Regions from separate parts of the Homo sapiens genome. Here region 2 is linked to region 1. Evidence: read pairs that join two places in POLR2A ChIA-PET (ENCODE). Cell type or tissue: CD4-positive, alpha-beta T cell. All regions are shown on one strand. Links, peaks and the distances in the headings refer to the core of each region. The heading gives the core; the rest is flanking DNA.

Region 1 (2,907 bases), core at 293-2,792:
CGTGAGTTCCCTTCCGGCTCTGAAATTCTGTGTCTTGTAAGCGAGGTCTCCAGAGGTCTTGACAGTCTCTTCCTGAGCCAACGGCCAATTGCTTCATGGACTTGGGTGAGCTGATTAACTTCTGTTTTTGTCTTCTCATGGAGAAAGTGGATTTGATCCTTGGTATTCCAGAAAGGTCTCTTGAGTGGCCTGGTGATCTTGACCATCAAACACAAGGAAATACTTATGAATAAATGTCTGCCAGTGTCTTGGACAAAAAATTCTCAATTCTATGCACTAACAGAGAGTGCAGCATGTACATATCCTAGGTACCAAAAATAATTTCTGTTCATCTTAGAAGTTTCTTCTCCAGCCAGTTGGTTAACTTGTCTAATCCTTGGTCAAGTCTAAGGTTAACCAAGCTCTTATTCCCAGGCAGCAGGAGGAGATAGCTTTGGGGAGAAACTGGAGACCAGAAAGCCCAGTGTGGCTTTGCCTGCTTTCTGTGGGTAATTGGGATTTGGCTGAATATTTGTGATAAGGTTCATAATAATGATATAGTATCATTTTTATCACCAGGATTCTCTGTATTTCACTATGGGCATTTTTGGGAGAAGCTCTTGATGTTTTTATTGACTTTGGACATTGCCATGAAAAGTAAGGATTTAGGGCTGGGCGCGGTGGCTCATGCCTGTAATCCCAGCACTTTGGGAGGCCGAGGCAGGCGGATCACCTGAGGTCAGGAGTTCAAGACCAGCCTGGCCAACATGGTGAAACCCCGTCTCTACAAAAATACAAAAATTAGCTGGGCATGATGGTGGGGGTCTGTAATCCCAGTTACTTGGGAGGATGAGGCATGAGAAGTGCTTGAACCTGGGAGGCAGAGGTTGCAGTGAGCCGAGATCATGCCATTGCACTCCAGCCTGGGTGACAGAGCGAGACTCTGTCTCAAAAAAACAAAAACAACAACAACAAAAAAGAAAAGTAAGGATCTAGGCAAGTGGCTTATACCCCAGGCGGTATAAATGGTGCTCATGGTCCTGCTCTAAAGGCGGTTGAATTCAGCTCATTTTATTTCCGACCTCATAAAACTGTGTGGCTGAGGGAGGAGGAAGGATTAAAATCATCTGGGATCTTGTGGATTAATGATATTTCTGAATTTGCATGTTGAAGGGAAACCAGTAAAATAAAGGAGAACTAACGAATAGTTGATTTCTTTTGTGGAGAGAGGAGGACAAGAACAGCTGGATTCCAGTTACTGGCGTGCGTTGCCACAAGGGTGCTGTGGGCATTTTTAAGGAATAATATAGTCTCAGTAACATGAGTTTGACCCCAGGGCTCTCTTAATAAATCTTTTCTTCTGGGCTAAAGAAAACACACAACAAAAAGCCTCTGTGATATTTTCTAAGAATTTTAAGTTCTCAGAGTAGCTGCTTGTAGTAATTTGGTTTACTGAAGAAACAGATGATTCTTGGTCTTTCATCATGGAAGACGATGAGCTGGCATGGGGTAGCATATGCTGAGCTGTTGGGGTTTGGTTTAGCAACATAAACATTTCTTTTTATATGTTTGATAGAGCAGGAAGGGGACAAAGAACCCGTGTGCCTAAATAACAGTGATAACTCTGAGCTCAAAGAACGAGGGTTTTGTTTGTTTGTTTGTTTCTTTGAGACAGCATCTTGCTCTCTCACTCAGGCTGGAGTGCTGTGGCTCAATCTCAGCTCACTGCAGCCTCTGCCTCTCGGGTCCAAGTGATCCTCCTGCCCCAGCCTCCCAGGTAGCTGGGATTACAGGCGTGCACCACCATGCCCAGCTACTTTTAATTTTATTTTAGTAGAGACAGGGTTTCACCATGTTGACCAGGCTGGTCTTGAACTCCTAGCCTCAAGTGATCCGCCCACCTTGGCCTCCCAAAGTGCTGGGATGACAGGCGTGAGGCACCACACCCGGCTGCGGAACGAGGGTTTTTTTAATGCCATAAGCAGCCCTGGTTTCTTTCATACATGCGGCAGCTTCTTATTGAGGACTTACTATTTGCCAGGCACTGTGTTAAAGCTCCAGAAATATATTGATAATTGAAAGAGACATAATCATCTCCCTCTACCCATACCCCTACCCTTACCACTTCACTTACAGTCCAGAGGCAGACATGTAAAGAAATACAGCTTGCCAATTGTGATCAGTGCTCTGATGAAACCACAAGTCCAGTGACTTGGATGGATTTCATTAGAGTAGCCTGGAAAGGCCTCTCTGAGGTTTGGGGGTTGGGGGAGACAGCACATGAAGCAGAGGAGAGCCTGTGCAGAAGGACTTTGGTTTTGGAGAACTCAAAGAGGCACAGGTGGTCAAGGATGAAGGAGGGAGGGCAGCATGAGATGATTGTGCAGGACTCTCTGGGCTTTGAAAAGGTTTACATTTCATTTGAAGTGTAGTGGGAAGCCATTGAAAGTTTGGAGTGGGACTGGGCACGGTGGCTCACACCTGTAATCCTAGCACTTCGGGAGGCCGAAGCGGGTGGATAGCCTGAGGTCAGGAGTTCCAGACCAGCCTGGCCAAAATGGTGAAACACTGTCTTTACTAAAAATACAAAAATTAGGCTGCGTGGTGGCGGATGCCTGTGATCCCAGCTACTTGGGAGGCTGAGGCAGGAGAATCACTTGAGCCCAGGAGGTGAAGGTTGCAGTGAGTGGAGATCGTGCCACTGCACTCCAGCCTGGGTGACAGAGCGAGACTTCATCTCAAAAACAACAACAACAAAACAAACAAACAAAAGAAAGTTTGGAGTGGGAAGCGACAGCCCCTAATTCACGTTTTAAGAAGATTGCATTGGTGGAGAAGAGAGCAGAGAAAGGCAGAGCACAGTAAAGAGGCAGGTGGAGGAGGAGGCGAAGGAGGTGCATGGAGAGGAGTGGGTGGGTGTGAGATGCT
Region 2 (2,907 bases), core at 249-2,748, 73 kb after region 1:
TGTTTAATGTGCTTGGTTTTTGAATCAAGGGGGCCCCATTTGAGACAAGCCCCTTGCCTGGTTCTTATCTGCTCTGGCCCCTGTGAAGTTCACTTCTGCTTGCCCTTGTCCAGGGGTTCTCCAGGCTCCCACTTCCCTCTTTACACCTCCTGCACCTTCCCTCTCCTTCCCCATAGTGATCGTGATCACAGCCCCCCATAGTAATCACAGCCGCAGTCTTCAAGACCAGTTTAGTTCAGGCTTCTTCACCCATCTTTGAGAATCCTCTTTAGTCAGTCAGTGTGTAGCCTTCCTCCTTCATGTTCTTCGTGGTCCCTGGACCCTGAGACTTTTGTCTTAATCGCCTTTGGAACTTTAGTGCCTGGCATGGTGCTTGGACATAGTAGACACTTAATAAATGCTTTTGGACTGCACAAAACCAAGGCTGTGTTTGGCCCTGTGAGGGCATGAGGAGCAGCGAAATCAGCAAGAGAGGTGACGAGACAGCTGTCAGCCTCAGGCATTTCTTGCTAAGAGAGGAGGAACTAGCATTTGTGTGGATAAAGAAGAGGCTCCTCTGAGCTTCATGTGCATGGGATGATGAGCAAAGGGTGGCTCCGGAGCTGCTCCACAGAGCGGTGGCTTTCATGGAGTATCCAATTCTGCAGGATCTCTTGGATTTCGGGCTTGCATCTTCAGCCAGAAGGCATCTTCATGAACAGGTGTTTATGAAGTGCCTACCATATGCCAGGCACCCATCTAGAGCCTGTGACTTTGTTGGCGCCCCATTGTGTGATGGACTTGGAAGAACACAGAAGGCCCTGCCTGGGCTGGGACAGTCGCTTTACCCTGAGCTTCCTGGGTTTCTTCCAGCTTCCAGGGGTGTTAATTTCCCGTATAATTACTTTTGGGCAAAACACATTGGTGCTTATGTCTTTTTTTTTTTTTTTTTTTTTGACAGAATCTTGCTCTGTTGCCCAGGCTGGAGTGGTGCAACCTTGGCTCACTACAACCTCCATCTCCCAGGTTCAAGCAATTCTCATGCTTCAGCCTCCTGAATAGCTGGGACCACAGGTGCACGCCACCACACCCGGCTAATTTTTTGTATTTTTTTAGTAGAGACAGGGTTTTACCATGTTGCCCAGAGTGGCCTCGAACTCCTTAGCTCAGGCAATCCACCCATGTCAGCCTCCCAAAGTGCTGGGATTGCAGGTGTGAGCCACCACACCTGGCCAGGTGCTTATGTCTTAAACACTGCCGTTCACATTTCTACCTCTGAGGAGATGGTAGGGGGTGAGGGTAGGACCGGGCTGTCCTCTCAGCCCCATCTATCTGGTAGGTGGATGTAGGTCTTGCTCTGTCAGTCAGAGCTCTGGCAGGAAATGACTGGTACACACAGAGGGTTTAACTGGAGAGGACTATTTACAGATGTGTGGGCATGGTGAGGGAAACCATCTAAGGCTGGTGAGGCTCCCCAGAGCTGACAACAGTGGGAAGCTATTACCTCCCCTCGGCCAGAAGGAAGGAGCCCCAGGGATGGGTAGAAAGGGCCTCGACAACAGCTGTGATGGTGACGAGACACAACCACTGTCAAACTGTGGTGAAGAGGAGGAAGGGGGAATAAATGCTCTCACTTTAACTAAATCCAGCTGGAAGCCCAGAGAGCCCAGCTGATATAGCCAGTGGTCCAGGAAGGGCAGAGAACAGAGTGTGTAGGGGCAAGCTGCACACACCCGCCCCCGGCTGCCTGGGCATTCTAAGGCTTAGCAGGCTCTTCCCCTTCTTCTTCTTCTTCTTCTTCTTCTTCTTTTTTTTTTTTTTTAAAAAAAAGACAGAGTCTCACTTTGTTGCCAGGCTGGAGGGCTATGGTGCCATCTCGGCTCACTGCAACCTCCGACTCCCTGGTTCAAGCAATTCTCCTGCCTCAGCCTCCTGAGTAGCTGGGATTACAAGCACGTGCCACCACGCCCAGCTAATTTTTGTATTTTTAGTAGAGACAGGGTTTCACCATGTCGGCCAGGATGGTCTCAATCTCCTGACCTCACGGTCTGCCCACCTTGGCCTCCCAAAGTGCTGGGATTACAGACGTGAGCCACCACGCCCGGCCTTTTTTCTTTTCTTTCTTCTTCTTTTTTTTTTTTGCTCTTGTTGCCCAGGCTGGAATGCAATGGTGCAATCTTGGCTCACCGCAACCTCTGCCTCCCAGGTTCAAGCGATTCTCCTGACTCAGCCCCCTGAGTAGCTGGGATTACAGGCATGTGCCACCACGCCTGGCTAATTTTTTTTGTTTTTTTAGACGGAGTCTCACTCTGTTGCCCAGGCTGGAGTGCAGTGGCGCCATCTCGGCTCACTGCAAGCTCCGCCTCTGGGGTTCATGACATTCTCCTGCCTTAGCCTCCCGAGTAGCTGGGACTACAGGTGCCCGCCACCACACCCAGCTAATTTTTTGTATTTTTAATAGAGACGGGGTTTCACTGTGTTTGCCAGGATGGTCTCGATCTCCTGACCCCATGATCCACCCGCCTTGGCCTCCCAAAGTGCTGGGATTGCAGGTGTGAGCCACCGTGCCCAGCCTAATTTTGTATTTTTAGTAGAGACAGGATTTCTCCATGTTGGTCAGGCTGGTCTTGAACTCCCCACCTCAGGTGATCCACCCACCTGGGCCTCCCAAAGTGCTAGGATTACAGGCGTGAGCCACCGCACCCAGCCTCTTCCCCTTCTTAGGTGACTCAGGATGTGCCCAGTCCACCAGTGCTCCCTTCTTCACAACACTGTGGCTGTTAGAAAGAAGAAAGTGCCCCGGCCACACCAGCAGGATGGCCACTGGTATTTTGACTGTAGCAAGAATAACAAATTATATTTATTGACAGCATTTTATGTGCATCCTCTCATTAAATCTTTACAACAACCATAGCATGGGTACCCTGA

Evidence for each region. Peaks named below come from ENCODE experiments on the same cell type or tissue, not always from the same donor. Only the 100,000 strongest peaks of a DNase experiment are listed, where the experiment ranks them.
Region 2: POLR2A ChIA-PET joins it to region 1 with 6 read pairs; 21 of 35 experiments call an interaction of 5 or more read pairs at or near these places.

Annotation. Positions count from the first base shown.
Region 1 is chr6:42,445,745-42,448,651 of GRCh38, reverse strand. The region is part of intron 2 of TRERF1 (transcriptional regulating factor 1); the gene reads left to right. Among named protein-coding and RNA genes, the nearest start is that of TRERF1, 4.7 kb to the left of the region's middle. In CD4-positive, alpha-beta T cell, for the core only: no CTCF peak of the experiment used is centred there; no DNase peak of the experiment used is centred there.
Region 2 is chr6:42,373,032-42,375,938 of GRCh38, reverse strand. The region is part of intron 2 of TRERF1 (transcriptional regulating factor 1); the gene reads left to right. Among named protein-coding and RNA genes, the nearest start is that of TRERF1, 77 kb to the left of the region's middle. In CD4-positive, alpha-beta T cell, for the core only: no CTCF peak of the experiment used is centred there; a DNase peak (open chromatin) is centred at 1,401; H3K27ac peaks cover 737 bases.